Linked DNA regions of Homo sapiens: region 2 is linked to region 1. Evidence: read pairs that join two places in POLR2A ChIA-PET (ENCODE). Cell type or tissue: endothelial cell of umbilical vein. All regions are shown on one strand. Links, peaks and the distances in the headings refer to the core of each region. The heading gives the core; the rest is flanking DNA.

Region 1 (8,753 bases), core at 188-8,187:
AGCAGTTTCTGACTATCCAGGCCACTTTCTAGAGCAAGTTTTTAACTTTGCCCCCAAGGCTGATGAATCCTATTCTTCACTACTGGAGAAGAGGGAAGGTCTTCTATTCTTGGACAGAAAAGAACTCAACATAAGATCCGACTTTCTTTATTAGAACCATCTGCTCTGGGCAGAAATTTGCAGATCTTGGTAATATGCTACATTTCTAAAGATTTTTCTTATTCTTTTTGACTTTGGGTGTTTCCAATTCAGGTATATGAATCCAAGGGAACAGAAGTAGGGTATAGAAAGAAAATACAAGAGACCGAATGAGCACTCACTATATTCCAGGCATGCTGCCAGTTGGTTTCACCTACATAAGGATGTTTAATTTTCATTACATTTCAGGTGATCTGTATTATTATTTCAATTAAATAAATGAGGAAACTGAAACTCACAGAGGGTAAAAGGCTTGCCCAAGTTCTCAGAGCTCTAGAGGGGCAGAGTTAAATTGTTTCTTGGTCTTCTGATTCCAAGGCTATGTTCTCTTGTATGTTCTTGGTCTTCTGATTCCAAGGCTATGTATACTATAATGCCTACGAGAGAGAGAAGAGAGGAAACGTACTACGGTTTTCCCTAGTCAGACTCTTTGCATGCATTTTGGGGAATGTGGGGTGGTGGTAAGAGCTCAGGCTTTGGAGAGAGTTTGCAATGTACCTGTAAGGCTGCACCAGTTGTTAAAATAGTAAAAATTGAAATATTTTTATACCAATTGATAGATTTCTGTTGCCCTGAGTCCCTTGAATATTCTCTGTTACCTCAGCCATTCCAGACTCTACTCCAGGATTTTCCATACCCCCCTGTGAGTCAGCAGCCCAGTGGTTAAGTCATTGGACATTAGAGGGCCTTGAGGACCCTAATCCAATTCCTTGGCTAATCTATTCTGATTCATAGGTATCATTATGATATGGTTTGGCTGTGTCCCCACCGAAATCTCAACTTGAATTGTATATCCCAGAATTCCTATGTGTTGTGGGAGGGATGCAGGTGGAGGTAATTGAACCATCGGGGGCTGGTCTTTCTCATGCTATTCTCGTGATAGTGAATAAGTCTCACGAGATATGATCGGGTTTCAGCTTTTGCTTCTTCCTCATTTTCTCTTGCTGCCACCATGTAAGAAGTGCCTTTTGCCTCTCGCCATGACTCCGAGGCCTTCCCAGCCATGTGCAACTGTAAGTCCAATTAAACCTCTTTTTCTTCCCAGTCTCAGGTGTGTCTTTATCAGCAGTGTGAAAATGGACTAATACACTTTACTATATCCATTGTTAATAATTTTGAGTACCATTTCTGCCCCATTCTCCTTCCTCCTCTCTCATGAACCCAGTCCATCTATGGAGATTTCTATCTTTGCTAATATGAGTCCTTGATTTTTGTGGTGCTTTATGTGAAATATGCGTAGAGAAAAGCAGGAGAGGTAGTCCATACAAGGCAGAAGACAGAAACTCAGTTCATCTACATTATAAAGAATTGAGAGGAGATATAGGAAAGAAAATAGCACCTTGAAGGCTGAAGTTTGAGAAAGAGTGCCAGTGTGTTTGCTGAGGATGTGGTCCTGCAACAACAGTCAAATTCAATAAATTAGTAAGGAAGGAAAGATTTCTTGAGACATGTTTTTTGGGAATTGATCTTTCTTAAAGTTTTCAAAGGACATAAGAGAAAATGAGAATTTGTTTCTAATTACTACTGGGTTATGCTTCTTTATATTCTAGTCAATGCAAAGACTGGGCCGCATGAAGCTCCGGATTTCTGAAGGCGACAAGATGATCTCTAAGATTCCTTCCAATGTTAATCACATACAAAACACCTGAATCAATCCCTCAGAGGTTCATCAACTTCTGTGGGTTCTATAGGTAAGATGACAAGCTATGAGGTCACATGAAACTGATCTCAGTATGTGAGTTACAGTCTTGGATGTACCTACATTTGACTGTGAGTTCTTAAGAAAGTATCTTACCTTTATTGGTCTCAGTATTTTCATTCGTAAAATAGTAGGTAACATTTATTGCTGTTGCTTATTTTGAAATTGATTTTGTTGTTACTATTTTTTGAGTTTGACTTGTGCCACTCTACTTTTTGTCTATCATTTAATTAAATCCGTACAGCAAATGCATGAATTATGTATGATCATTTCCTTTTCACAGAGTAGACCTAGAAAACATGAGAGGCATGCATAAGACTCCTTGCTAGACAGCGGCAGAGCTGCAATTCACGGTGTCCTCTCTGCTCCAAATCCAAAGCTTTCTCCTTTACAACATATGGCTTCCCAACCTACCTCAAGACCCTAGACTGGAAGTCATGAGTAAGCTTTTGTCTAAGAGAATGCTTTGAAAAATATAAAATGCCATAGAAATATCAGGGTTTTAAATATATATTATTAGCTACTCATCTTCTTCTCTGTACTTTTTGTTGTTTCATCAAAATTGACCTTATAGATTTGAGGTGGACACTGGGATGCATCTCCCATATCTCCTTCCTTCCTTCTTTCCTTCCTTCCTTCCTCTCTCTCTCTTTCTTTTTTTTTTTTTTTTTTTTGAGACAGGGTCTCACTCTGTCACCCAGGCTAGAGTGCAGCGGTGCGATCTTGGCTCACTGCAACTTCTACCTCCTGGTTTCAAGTGATTCTCCTGCCTCAGCCTCCCAGGTAGCTGGAATTACAGGCAAGTGCCACCATGCCCAGATAATTTTTGTAATTTTTGATAGGACAGGGTTTCACCGTGTTGGCAAGGCTGGTCTCGAACTCCTGGGCTTAGGCAATCCGCTCAACTCAGCCTCCCAAAGTGCTAAGATTACAAACGTGAGCCACTGCATCTGGCTCCAGATCCCTTTTCAATCAAGAACTTGTTACTCTAGTTCCTGAGGTACTGTCAACCTTTAGGGAAGAGATGGCTGATCCCAAGTCACACTCCTTCCTGTAGCAACCTACATCCAGTGACTGATTGATACAGGAGTATAAAGAGCTCTGGCTTTCTTGGCTTCACTTTTGACAACTCTGAAGGGTCATTTTAGTTCCAGAGCTGTTGGTGGGGTTGGCCAAGATAGTTTTAGAGCCTGCATCATGCTTTGCCTTCTCGCTCTGCCAGTCCTGATTGTGGCCTTTCCCTCTTCCACAAGTGTTCATCTCAAGGCATTCCCTGAGAACATCCTGAGTGCTAAACACCTTCTGAGCCTGCTTCCTAGGGAGATCCATCCTGTAACAATATTTTGTTAGAATTGGTTCTTCATAAGTCTGACTTCCCTACTGACTTGAAAACTTCTTGAGGGCAGGAAATGTGTCATATTCATTCCTAAGTCGCCAGTGCTTGGCTTGATATTAGGTCCAGAAAAAAAAAATTCATTGTATGTTCAATGAACCTCTGGGATAATAATAATAATAGTTAACCATTATATAGTATCCTCGATCAGCTAAATTCTATATTAAAGGCTTTGAACATATTAGCCTAAACCTACAACAGTCCTAGAAAGTAATATTATTATTATTACCATTTTACAGATAAGTAAAAGCAAGCACCTAACGGTTCGAAGTTCTACCCAAGCTTACATATCTAGTGGTGGATCTGGGCTTTGATTGCTGGAAGTCTGTCTCTGAAATTCACTCTCCTAGCCACTACTCCTTACTGCTTCTTGTATCTGTGTACCTATCAATCCACCACTTTATTGAAGGGGGATAGGAAAGAGCTAGGTAAGAGGATACGAAGGGTAGTTTTTTTGTTTGTTTGTTTTTTGTTTTTAATTTCAGGGGAACTGGAATTACCACAGAACATTTCTGGGGATGGAGTGTCTGCTTGTTTTGCCTGGAGTCCAGGCAGGGCATATGAAGAGTGTAGGGCAACAGAGCTCCCCAGGTGACTCAGATGCACAGGCAGGTGTGGGAATCCCTGATGCAGGGGGCAGTTTCAAGTGTGCAGAAGGCACTTACACAATTGCCATAACAGAGGCCCTAAGATGTGAAATGATCTGGCAATAGCTACCCTGGTAGAGAGAGAGGAGCCAAGACTCTCCCTTGTTTCAGGGTCCTGGTCCAGGGCTCTTTGAGCTGCACTTCCTGAAGTGGGGCCAGGAATCTGCCTTGGGCATGGGGGGGAACCACATACCTCACACGTGCATCTAGTGATTACTCAGGAAGTGGAGGCTTTGGGGCTGACAAACGGTACACCGGAAAGGAGAGGGGAGAGCCTGCCAGGAGGGGGTCGGCAAAGCCAGTTCCCTCAAAGCATTGTCCTTTCCTTCCTCCAACAGGATGCCAGGAGCCCCACAGAAAAGGGACTCATTTGTCTTCCTTCCCAGCACAATAACCTGTTGCTGGCCTTTCTCTTGGGCCTTGCTCAGAGCAACAGGATACAGTCTTTGCCAGGGGAGAAGGAAGGAAGGAAGGAAGGAGGGGAGGGAAATGACAGGAGCTCAGGATCTCCAGTCCCTAGCCTGGGCCCCGGAGAGACCCAGCACTGTGAGGCCAGGACCCAGACTAGAGCTGTCCAGGTCCAGTCGGCCTGGTATGAGGAACAATTTCGTTTTACAGAAAACCTTAATCAGATGTAAGCTGAGTAACCGTTAGAAGCTGAGCTATCATTTCTGAGCATATCTGAGTGGCCTCTCTCCAACTTTTATCTTAATCTCATTTAGAAAAGAAAAATAAATTGGGTCAATTTAGAACTGTACCTTCTTTCCTTTTTTTATTCATTGTTAAAAAGAAGAAAAGAAGGTATGCATTGGAGTTTGTTTGTTTGCCATGGAAAAACCCTCTTATTTGCTTGATTAAACAAAAATAACACAAGCTACATAGGAAAAATTTCAGCTACATAGACACCACCTTTGTTTTAAGGCTGTAGTAGTTGACATAGCATCTTCTTGCTACTTTCTCTAGCCTTCTCTGTGGACCACAGTGATACATTCAGAAGCCTGTTAGTTAACACAGGAGTTTTTGAACACTTTTCTATTGGTTTTTCACCTGCTCATTGTCCGTCATGCCTGAGGCCTGCAAAAGTAACCTTTAAAATTTAAAGGTGAAAACTACTGGGCACAGTGGCTCACACCTGTAATCCTAGCGCCTTGGGAGCCCAAGGCAGGAGGATAGCTCAAGTTCAGGAGTTCGAGACCAGCCTGGGTAATGTAGTGAGACTCCATCTCTACAAAAAAAAAAAAAAAATACAAAAATTAGCCGGGTGCCGTGGTGTGCACCTGTAGCTCCAGCTACTTGGGAGGCTGAGGTGGGAGGATTGCTTGACTCAGGATCATTGGAGCCTGGGAGGTGGAGGTTACAGTGATCTGAAATTGTGCCACTGCACTCCAGCCTAGGCAACAGAGTGAGACCTTGTCTCAAATTTAGAAAAAAAAAAGGAGGGTGGGGTATTTGGGGGGAAGCTAAAAGAGAAAAAAAAAATGGGGCATTTTTAAAGCTCTTTTTTTAATAATTGAGGTTCTTCTGGTCTCACCCGAAACCTACAGCATCAGAAAGTGCATGTGTGTGGATGGTAGAAGCGTGGAGGGGGCTTAGCTGTGGAAAAGATGGCAGTGGGTGGGTTGTAGAATTGGAATCAATATTGCAATCCACCACAGAGGTATAAACAAAACTGAACAAATCAATGCATTTTAATAAATGTTTATTTGTTGCATTTATGAACACATATAAATGCCAGACCCTGTGCTGGGTGTGGGTTGTACAAAGCTAATTCTGAAGCTTATAGTTCAATAGGTGGCTCAGATGAGTAGTGAATAACTGAGAGCATTAGAATTATTTACACAGGGAGAGTCAGCTGTCTGGGAGACTGGGGGGGCCCTCCTGAGGTCCCTTACCCTGGCCAAGCACATGGGGGAGAGGGACAGATGAAAGTGAGTCTGAGCTCACCTTCCTCCGTGGGAATGGTTGAAGAAATTTGCACTCCTTTTAGATGAACATTCTAATCTTGCCTCTAAGACTCTTCCAAGGTGAAAAAAAAAATTCATTATATTCAGTTAAAACATGGGCCCTTGATATGAACTCTGCTGCCTGTCAAAGAGATCACATAATTAATTTTTAAAATTAAAGTTATTTGGATTTCAGCACCGACAATTTAGTGATGAGACTAGTGCTCTCGCATACACACACACTCTCTCTTTCTCTTTTCTGTGTTTCCCACCTGGAGTTGAGATGCAGATGTGAGGTGGTGAAGAGGGCCTAAAGGCATTTCTGTGATGGGCCCTGAGGAAAGACGGGGAAGAAAACAAAGTCCCTGGCCTGTGTAGCTCCCAGCCCTGCTGGAGGTCATAGTAGAAAGTAGTAGACTGGGACAAGGTCTAGAGTCAACTGACTCCATCCTGTCTTCACCACTCAGAGTTGCCCTTGGAGAAGATTTCCTAAAAGAGGTGAGAAAAACAGGAAGGGTGGGAACGAGCGAGAGGGCCAGGGAAAAAGAGGGGCAGAGGAGACACTCATTTATTAAGTGTGCGCTCTGTCAAGCACTTTACACATAGGATTTCTCTTGGTCTTTACTATTAATACATCTCCATGAATTACAAATGCTCATCCTCATTTTCCCCGGGGTGAAAATGGAGGCTCAGAGGGATGGATGATTCATACACAGTCATATCACTGGAGAGGGGAAGAACTGGGATTCTTCCCCAAACCAGCCTCATTCCAAAGCACATGTTCTTTAGACTACCCCACCCTTTGGATTAAAAACCCTTTCCTGGCTGATTTTGCATTATCTGATGAAACTGAGATGTGACTGGATGGCAGGTGAACCTCGCCTGGTGAAGAGCCACTCCACTGCCCAATGGGGAAGGTGCCCTCTTTCAAGTCAACAAGGGCACACTTTCTTTCTCAGAACTTTAATCATTACTTTACAACTTGTAATTTATCCTCCTTTCTGTAGGTATCTGGTGTTTCTTGATTGTTAAGGAAGGGAGGAAGTTTTGGTTTATTAAAAGAGAGAGAATTTTTCTGGCTAATGTGTGGCCCATGAGCCACAGACTTCGCATCACCTGGGAGCTTGTTATAAAGGAAGAATCACCAGTCACAGTCCTCTAGAATCAGAACTTCAACAAGATCTGCAGATGTTTCATATGTACATTCAAGTTGGTAATGCATGGGATAGAGGACCTGATTTAGATTCAGGCCCGGGTTCAAATTCCCATTCTACAAATAAGACCTTGGGCAGTTTACTGAATTCCTGTGGGTTTCACTTTCCTCACTCATAAACTAGGAAAGATGATGCCCATTGCACAAGCTTGTTGGAAGAGTAAGGGAGCAATGTTAACTTCAGTGCTGCTATTCAGTATGTCAGTATGCCATCCATGAATGGTACTTCTTTTCTGCCCCATCTTCCCTTCCAAAAAAAAGCATTTCCTCTTCAAGAATGTGCACACTACAGAATCTGTTCTCTGAAATAAAATGCTTCTGAAATACTAATCATATCCATTTGACCAGTGCTTTGCAATGTGGTAGCGACTTGTCATGCATGATGATTTAAATTAAAATTAAATAGAACACTTCAGTTTATCTGTTACTGTAGTCACATTTCAGTACTCAGAAGCTGCATATGGCTAGTGACTAGTGTGTTGGACAGCATTGATATTGGACATTTTCATCATCATGGAAAGTTCTACTTGACAGCATTACCTGGACACCTCCTATTTCTCCTGGGTATTTGCTAACCCACAGCTTAACTGCTCATGCAGTAGGAGCTCAATAGGTGCTCCTTGGCTTGAACTCTGCAGCCTCCCTTATTGGAAAAGAGAAATGATTTGAGAATCCCAAGATCTGTTTTCCAATTACTGCTCCATCTACTCATGAAATGTGTGACCTTGGGTAAGTCACTTTTCCTCTCTGAGCCTCAGTTTTCTCATCTGCAAATTTAGAGGGGGAAAGGTAATAAGAATACCTCATATTAGTCTAGAAGCTTTTTCACTTTTTATCTCTTTTGGTAGTTTCAGCAGCCTTTCATCCCATAGGGTGACCAACTCATCCTAGTTTGACTGGTCCTGAAAACTGAAAGTCTCACGTCACAGGAACCCCATCATTCCTAGGCAAACAGGACGGTTGGTCGCCCTACCTACAGGTCCCCTCCAGTTATAAAATCCATGGTCCTGTGCAAGCCTCAGAGTGGTGTGCCAGAAGCCCCAAAACTGCTGCAAATACCAGAGGAGTATGAGCGCAGGCTCTGAAATCAGACAAACCTGGGTAAGATGCTGATGCTCCCACTTTATTTCGATGCAAACTTAGGCAAATTCCTTAATTTCTCTGAGACTTAGTTTCCCCCCTGCAAAATGAGAGTGCTAATGATACTTCTTCCGCCTGGGTGTTGTTGTGAAGATTAATTTAACAAAGCTTTGCAGAATGCTGAGCGCTCTGAACAATGTGAGTAATTCAGCAGACTCTGGAAAGGGGGCTGATCTACCTTTAGGGAGACTGTGATTAGGACATTCATGTGTAGTCCAAAGTATCTGCTAAAAGAGAGATGACTTGCTTATGAGCCATTAAGTTCCTCTTATCAAAAACTCCCACAACCTCTGCCCCAGACTCAATTCGAATAAATAACAGTTCAAACTGGTTAAATAGAGCACATTTCAACTCCCCCTGCCCCTGCTGGGATAGTGACTCTGATGCAGCAAGTTTACTGAAACACAAACTAATCATTCCTGTTGCCAAAGTAGGCTTTTGGCAGAGGTCTGTTAAGAAAGAAGAGTGAGAAAAATGTCCTGGATTGCTGAGGCAGCACTGTATTTAGACAATTAAATTT
Region 2 (8,753 bases), core at 412-8,411, 230 kb before region 1:
AAAGTGCTTATGTCCCCTTTACTCCTCACTATGACTCTAGAAGGTGAGGCTATTTACATCTCTGTTTTACAGGTGGTCAAGGTGAGATTCCAAGAGATAAGTAACTTTTTGCTTAATGCTAGCTAGGTCTACTCATAAATTCAAACAGTAAATGTACATTATTATAATGATACACACTACACTGATTAAGAAGCAAGTCTATGAGAAGTTAAGGAATTTAATCAGCTTCATTCAGGGGCAGCCTGGACCTAAAGTCCCATATTTGTGCAATCCCAAGTTTCATGCTCTTTCCTTTGTTTCTTAAAAGCTTTCTGTATAGGTTTGGAGAAGAGGCAAATATATTGCAGCTTTGTCATGAAGTGACTGGGAATTGGGAAGGAACCCCGAGGAGACAAGATCAGCAATTAGTTAGACAATCTGTTTTCCTTACAGACCCCTTGTGAGTTACAAGGAAATCTGACCAGAGAACATTCAGGAATTCCTTGGCCTTCATGGCTGCTCTAAGTCCCTTTGGTCAGATTAGCCCACATGACATGGAATCTCATAGAGGCTTTTATTTTCCAGATTGGCTTTGAAAGAATAAGAACAAGCCCCCAACACAACTGAGCAGGTGGATGCCCTACAACTCTCCAGGTGAGCTCAAGGCAGTTTTACCACCCAGAGTCTAATTTCAACCTGGGCAACCTTCTGCATCCTTCAACTTCAGAAAGAAAATGTTTCCCTAGCCAAGTCAAACATGGAGATTCTGAAAGAAAATCAACCAGCAGATGTTCAGTTACTGCTTCCTAGATATTTACTCCAGTAAAAAACAAATAAAACAATAAAAACTTCATTAAAAGTAATTGCTTCTGTCTTAATCACAATGATTTCCCAACAGAATTGTCCCCCTTTTGGCTCTGTGGCTCATGAGCAGGTGAAAAATAAAATGGAGAAGCTGCAGAAGTAACATTTGCTCCGTTCATAGGAGCTTCATCAGACCTCCACTGGTGTGTAACCTCAACTTCTCTCCCTTGCTTACATTCCCCTTGGGGACCTCCATATGACCATTAGCACCAGTTTTCAAATCATTCATTCCTTCATTCATTCAACAGTGATACCTTTTCTTCAAGCCATTATTTGAAGAAAACAAAACAGATAAAAACAGAGCTGCTCTGAAGCAAAGATCGCCCTTGCCCCACCCTCCAGCCCTTCCCCCCAGCAGTCCCTCTGCTAGGCCCTCTCTCAGGACAACTGAAAACCACCAGCTTTGAGCTGTGATATACCCCAGGGCCTCAGCACGGGATCTCACACCCTCCACAGGCTCCCTCTGCCTGCCATCCAGCCCCGCCTAATACAGTCCTGCTCATTCTCACTCCAGGCTACAGACATCCTCAAACTCCTCATAAGCTCTCAATTGCCCCCAGCTGCTAAAGGCTGCCCCAATCCTTTGCTCATCCCTTCCTAATTCTCTCCTTTCCTTGTCTGCCTGGTGACCACTGAATTATATTTTAAGACCCAGGTCAGCCATCAATTCTCCTTGGAAAAGGCTTCCTTCCCTTTCTCCCCTTGCATACATACAAAGGATGCCAACATGGTATCTTCTCCCTGCTTTCTTTTAAAACTTACCACTCTGGAATCACAATTTTATTTTTCTTTCCATGTCTGTCTTCCTAACTGAATCTGAAAAAAATGAACTTATTGATTTCTGTATCCCAAGCTCCTTGCACAGTGTCTGGCACATAATAGGTTTTCAGTAAATGTTTACTGAATGAACAACTGAATCAATGAATTAACAGAAACAAGGATGAACAGGTCCATGCCTGTTTTATTCATTTTACAACCACATTTTATTCATTCTACGGCACTCATTTTTCCATATTTAGCTTCTCTAAAACCAGTGAGAACCTTACAATCAATGGTATGTTACAATTAATTGGTATCATTTCCTTTCTTACTTCATGGTAATAATAAATAATGGTGCATCTTGCAATCAGTGACATCTGAGACTCAGAAGAAATGCAGAAGACAGTAACACCAGGAAGCCTGCTGAGGATACACTGATTGACAAAATAGGGGCAATGCCTTCGCTGAGTTTCCTCAATTTTATTAGCTGCAAACAGGAAGAAGATTGAAGCTAGCCACTCTACCTTCCCTCTACCAACCTCTCACAGCTGCTTACTTTACTTGGAATCCCCTCTCTGGGCTTCCCACTGTCTCTACTGCAAAGGCCCCCGGGGTGCTGCTCCTTAACACTGATCCTAGCATGCTAACAACTCTTTGCCCTTGGCAAGACTTTTGCAAGACTACTATAAACGCTTAGGAAGAAACAAAGAAATAAATAGGAAATGAAAAATCTATTCAATACCCTGGCTTACACAGACCTGGCCAGCCAGCATCCAGACTTGTCTCTACTCCAGCCAGCCCCGATGACAAGACAGATTCCCCATGGGGCTGGCCCACGTGCTCAGGCTTGGGTTCCTCACTTTTGACTCCCTCTCTGATGAAGAGAGTAATATGATAAAATACATCATCTTACCACCCTACCCACATTCTGATTCCTTTCCAGTAAAACCCAAAGAGGCAGATTTCCACTCTACAGTTAGCCCTGGGCTTGCTCCAGTTCTGGTTTCTGGCAGGAGCCCACCCTTCACATGGAGAATGGAGCGGTATGATTACAGTTAATTCCAGCTGCCGCCTGTGTCACAGCTGTAAGCCCAGTGCCTGGCATACAGCAGGAGCTCAGTAAGTCCTTGTAACTCAGTGAATGGATGTCTTTAAAATTCATCACTGGGGAAATAAAAAAAGGTACCATGTTTACCACATATCTGATATTCTGCTAAGCAGCTTGATTACAATGCCTGACCACAATTCTTGAAGACAATAACTATGATCACTCCCATTTTACTGATGAGGAAAATAAGTCCTAGATAGGTAAAGTAACTTGCTCCAGTATGCCATATTACTAGGCAGTAATACAATTGACAGTAATCCATTCCCTCCGGTTCCATCAGCCCTAACCTTTCTCAGGATGCTCCACTGCCTCCTGCTATTCCTCTATTTACTAAATGCCCATTTGTCAAGGACTCTGCTGGGGGCCTCTGCCTGCTGTGCCTAAGGTTGGCTGACTCAGAACCCAGGCTGTTCATCTTCAGAGACTGACCCTTCCACAACACCAGGTGGCCTGCTTCTAGCAAAATATGGATTTCTATAACTTATTACCAGGGCACCATGCAGCAAAGAGTCAAACCATCCCAGCGTCATTCACACACATCACCCAGTTCATGTTTTTCTATGAAATAGATCCTACTTGCATATTTCAGGTTCACCACTTTTCCCATTATTATAGTTTTAACTGATCTCTGTGATTATTTCCATACCTGGAACCTGAAAGCAGGGATGTTCAAGCCCTTGGGCAGCTTCCCTGAAATTCGACCTGTGAGCTCCAGCAAAGGACTTTCTGCATCATAGGTCCCCTGCTCTTCCCCCTCTATGCCCTTTGTTCCTGGGTCATGAATATGATCTGCTGCGTCCTAGACTCCTAATCTTATGCAACCAGTACCCCTTGGCCTCAAAAAGTAAAGTAACTGTAAAGTGGAAAGCATTATTCCTTTTTCTAGTTTGTAAAGTAAACAAGGATAAGGATCATCATCGTGTCACTTATTCCCACACAATGTTAATCTCATTCACAGAAACCCAATCAGTTTGGTAAACCTATCACCACTTTATTATACCTCAGAAGGGTGGAGTAATTTGCCCAAAGTGCCACAAACAGCAAATGGCATCAGGATTTGAACCACAGTCTCTTGCGGCAAGTTTAGGGCTCCTTCCACAACATCCAGCTAAAACTGAAAGCCAAACCCTTTGATTACTTCTTCAATAAGAACAACAAATGCAGCAAGAAATATCTATTGAGCTCTGAGCTGCAGATCACCATGTGACTCCATGATTTCATTTAATCCTTATAGCAACCCTGTGAGGTAGGCAGTATGAGCCCCATTTCCCAGCTAAGGAAAGTGAGGTTCTCAGACAGGAAGCTGTTTAAAGTTGCATGGTACAGAAGCACAGGGGCTGGGGTTTGAGGCTAAGTCAGTGTGACTCCAAAGACCGCATTATGAATGGTGAGAGTCGGAACTGGGGTTTCATTTCATTCTTCTTAGGCAAAGATAAATACTCTAAAAAGAAAACAGCTGTTAGGGATATGGGGAGGGTGGTCAGGCGGAAAGAAATGAGGGCACGGACTGTGGACGGCCAAGAGAAAGAAAAATAACAGAAATTCAAGCTGTGCTGCGTACAAGTCCTGGGACATACCTAACTTCTCAGTCTACAAGACATTTCAAAGCACAGAAACAGCCTCCTGTCCAAGTCCTCAGCATGGACTGGACTGACTTTTAGCCCCTATTTATGATCAAAAGACTGTTCTGTATAAATATTTATACAGTTCATTAAATAATAGCCTGTATAAATATTGTTAGAAATGTGCCACAGGAAACCACAGACTTTGTGGCTGATTCTTCAACAAATGTGCAAACTGCTCAAATGCAGTGTGAAAAAAGGAAAAGGGGACCTGGAAATAGAGGGCTGTCCTTTGCAAACGGGTTTTAGCAATCCTAAGAAGGGGGTACAAGCTACAAATACTGAGCTAAAAACCGATAATGTGGGGATTGTTCTTTTATACTTTTCCCCTTCTTTCCCTCTGAAGCATCTCAGAGCATTAAGATTGCTGCCTATGATGACAATCTCCCAGAAGCGGATGAGCTTACCCTATTTCTTAAGGCGCCACTCCTCCAGGATTTATTTGGTGACAGTGCACAGAAGCAGTGTCCCAGAAATCTGGGAAGGAATTCAGTATCCTCTTTCAACTTTGATCTTTGGACTTTGCTGGGAGTTGATGTACACAAGTCCTGTGCAATTTATTTAGTTAGTTATACTGCAATCAGGGATTTGCTAAGATTGGGAAGAAAAAAGATGAACAATGAGTTAAGCTTGCCCACCTCAGTCTTAATAGAAATGACTGAATACCACTTTCAACAATTTTTACATGCTCTAAGATGGTGGAAAAATTTGAAATGAGAAGGAAAGAGCTGATTTGGCAATAATAGTTGTTTCTCTATGGGCTCTACCAACAATAAATAGGAAGAAAAGACCAGCTTGCTAACCAAAACTTTACCTCTAAACATGAAAATTTCTTAAGGCCTCCTCTTCAGTTCTTTTTCGCCTTTCCCTCCAAGGGGAGACAGTTCTAAAAGTTTTAAGGTTGCCAAGACTGGCTCAAAAGAAACCCAAACACTTCCATGGTTCCCCAAACTTTTAGAGTCTGTAGCAATGGCACAACACATTTTTCATCTAGACATACCTGTGGCTTGGCGTAGTCTGTAAAAACGCGTATAAGCATATTTTCAGTCAAGTGCTCATTTTGTGGCATCCAAAGGAAGGAAGGGAGTAAGCAGGGAATCCATTCCCTGAATACTGAGAAGTGGAACCAGGCCCTTATCTAGCTCCTGGAAGAGCAGAACAATCTTTTATGCATCACTGATGTCTAACACTAATGCCTAACAAAGGACCTGGCTTGTTGCAGATCAAGAAAAATTCAAAAGAATCTGAGGAAAAGGAAAAGAGGGGGAAAGGAAAGGGAAGTGTGGTGGGGAGAGGGAAAAAAGGGAAATGGGGGAAAGAAGTGGGGGAAGGAGAGGAGAAAAGAGAAGGGAGGATGGGCAAGGAGGAAACTGAACTGGCAGTTAAGTGGAAGCCTGAGTGATTCACAGATAAGAAACTAAGAAATCCTTTGATTGATGGGAGGAGGGGAGAAGGAAAAAAAAAAGCAGACATATACCTTGGCTAACAAATGACATCCACTAAATTCTTCCTGCCCCAGAAAAGTCTATTAACATAATGCAGAGAAGGAACAGATTATGAAAATGTCAGTTCTCAGAAACCCAGAGGTAAATCCAAAGAAACAAAACACAAACCAACAAAACCCTTTCTCTACTCTGAGGGTCAGCCACTCACACCTGGAATGTTTCCTGTCACCAACTGGAGAGACCTCAAGAGCCCCAGTACCAAGAAGTTCACCTGTGGAACCCATGACACATAGGTTCCTGGAGCCAGCTGGCTAACAGGCTCTGAAGATCCCAGACACCATAGAACATGAGAAAACAACATCACACACATAGTCTCTGAGCCCAGAAGTTCTCAAAAGAAGCTCCAAGACGGAGTGCAGAAGTCATCCTGCTAAGCAATGCAGGACTGTGTCTTGACAACTGAAGACATAAGCTGCGTCTATCTTATCCACCTCTGTATCCCCAGTGCATACACACACAAATAAATTTGGTATGCAGTAGGTACTCAATAAGGAGCTGAAGAATGGACTAACAAATAGTCACTGCATTTGGGAGAAATGAAGACAATTCTTCTCCACAACACTAAAAAATAAATCAATATCAGGGTCACCATATTCTATTCAGAATAGGAAACCAGATGCTTGTCCCATCTGTGTCTACCACTGACTCACTTGGGGTAAGTCTCTTCACTGATGTCTCTCTTCACAGGTATGAGACTCATGAATTCTATACAACTACTCCAAGGGATTGTTGTGAAGATTAAAGGAAATAATGAGCACAGAGAGCCCTTTAAAAGGGCAATTCCTTTATAACCAGAAAGAATCAATGGCACTGGGAGGCACAGAAGGAAAATTTGGGTGTAACAGTATAGCATCACCAAAGACACTCTACAGCCTTCTTACTCAAAGTGTGGGCCTCAAATCAACCTTCACCTCCAACACTGAATCACCTCTTGAAACCCACATCTTTTAAAAAAATTTTTTTATTAGGCCAGGTGCGGTGGCTCACGCCTGTAATCCCAGCACTTTGGGAGGCCAAGACGGGCGGATCACAAGGTCAGGAGATCGAGACCATCCTGGCTAACACGGTGAAACCCCGTCTCTACTAAAAATACAAAAAATTAGCCGAGTGTGGTGGCAGGCACCGATAGTCCCAGCTACTCGGGAGGCTGAGACAGGAGAATGGCGTGAACCTGGGAGGCAGAGCTTGCAGTGAGCGAGATTGCGCTACCGCACTCTAGCCTGGGCAACACAACAAAGCGAGATTCTGTCTCAAAAAAAAAAAGAAAAAAAAAATTTCCGTAGGTTTTTGGGGAACAGGTGGTGTTCGGTTACATGAGTAAGTTCTTGAGTGGTGATATGTGAGATCTGGATATACCCATCACCCAAGCAGTATACAATGAACTTTGTTTGCAGTCTTATATCCCTCACTCCCTTCCCGCTCTTTCCCACTGAGTCCCCAATGTCCATTGTGTCATTCTTATGCCTTTGCATCCTCATAGCTTAGCTCCCACTTATGAGTGAGAACATACAATGTTTGGTTTTCCATTCCTGAGTTACTTCACTTAGAATAATAGTCTCCAGTCCCATCCAGGTTGCTGAGAATGCCATTAATTCATTCCTTTTTATGGCTGAGTAGTATTCCATCATGTGTGTGTGTGTGTGCGTGCGTGTGTGTGTGTGTGATACATATATCACAGTTTCTTTACCCACTTATTGATTGATGGGCATTTAGGTTGTTTTCACATTTTTGCAATTGCTGACACCCACATCTTTTAATATGTGTTATCTATACCTAGGCATTCTCGCCATATCTAACAGCTTGATTTCCAGTAAACAAACAAATATTAAGTGCTTTCACTATGCCAGGATGCTAGGAATAAGGGGCTGAAAAATACATTATCTCTAATTTTAACAAACTGACAGTCTAATGTTATGGTCTGAATGCTTGTGTCCTCCAAAAATGTATGTGTTGAAACCTAACCCCTAAGGTGATGGTATTAAAAAGTGGGACCTTTGGGAGATGATGAGGTCATGAAAAAGGAGTCCTCATGAACGGGATTAGTATCCTCATAAAAGAGGCCCAAGGAAGACTCTTGCCCCTTCTACCATGTGAGGACACAGCAACAAGTCAGCAGTTAATGGAGGTACCAGTTTACTGCTCTCATTACTGTTCCAACAGTTCTGACCAACTAGGTCAGAAACTCAGTATTTTTCAGGGTTTTGGGGATCCTTATGCTCTTTACTGAGCCCATTTGTAAAGACTAACAGATGATTGGAAGAGGGACATGGTATTAAATCAGAAAGACAGTAGAAAAGTTGGCTATCCTTTTAAATTTAAAGTTGGATTCCAAAAGGCAGAAAAGACAGAACCTACCAAATCCCCATGTGTGCCTCACAATGTGGCAGCCACAAGAATCCAAACTGAGCCAGTTTTGGATGGTGAACCATCTTGAATGGTGGCCAAAAACCATAACCTTCCAAGAGCCACACAGGTAATGTCCAACAGCAGTCACAAGGGAAACATAAAACCCAAACTTGGCTGAAGCCAAATGCACAGAACAGGTCCTAAAGATATCATGGATGAAAAAATCTGACTCATCAAATGACATCCCCAAACTCCACCAACAAACATCCCCTTAAAGAAATTAAACTTCAGATCTCCCATACCATCTTCCATAAAACCCTGCTTACACCCTCCCAAGGGTTCTGTTCAACCCTTGTGTTCCAATAAAGCACATTTACTTGTTTATAATGCCTTCTTCTGTTGACCTACCAAGCCATTCCCTTTACAGAGAAAAGGAGAGGAGAATCCACATTTATAACACCTACCAAAGTATATGTTGTTTCTCCCATCTACATGAGGAAACTGAAATGTTGAAAGAGTCAATATCCTGTTGATAGTCACAAAGCCCTTAGAGGGACAAAGCCATATTAA

Evidence for each region. Peaks named below come from ENCODE experiments on the same cell type or tissue, not always from the same donor. Only the 100,000 strongest peaks of a DNase experiment are listed, where the experiment ranks them.
Region 2: POLR2A ChIA-PET joins it to region 1 with 8 read pairs; 2 of 35 experiments call an interaction of 5 or more read pairs at or near these places.

The regions. Positions count from the first base shown.
Region 1 is chr1:59,079,837-59,088,589 of GRCh38, reverse strand. LINC01358 (long intergenic non-protein coding RNA 1358) reads right to left here. Exons shown (of 3, transcript NR_110626.2): 3 at 343-575. Among named protein-coding and RNA genes, the nearest start is that of HSD52, 63 kb to the left of the region's middle. In endothelial cell of umbilical vein, for the core only: no CTCF peak of the experiment used is centred there; a DNase peak (open chromatin) is centred at 4,119; H3K27ac peaks cover 2,299 bases.
Region 2 is chr1:59,312,316-59,321,068 of GRCh38, reverse strand. The region is part of intron 1 of FGGY (FGGY carbohydrate kinase domain containing); the gene reads right to left. Among named protein-coding and RNA genes, the nearest start is that of FGGY, 20 kb to the right of the region's middle. In endothelial cell of umbilical vein, for the core only: no CTCF peak of the experiment used is centred there; a DNase peak (open chromatin) is centred at 4,298.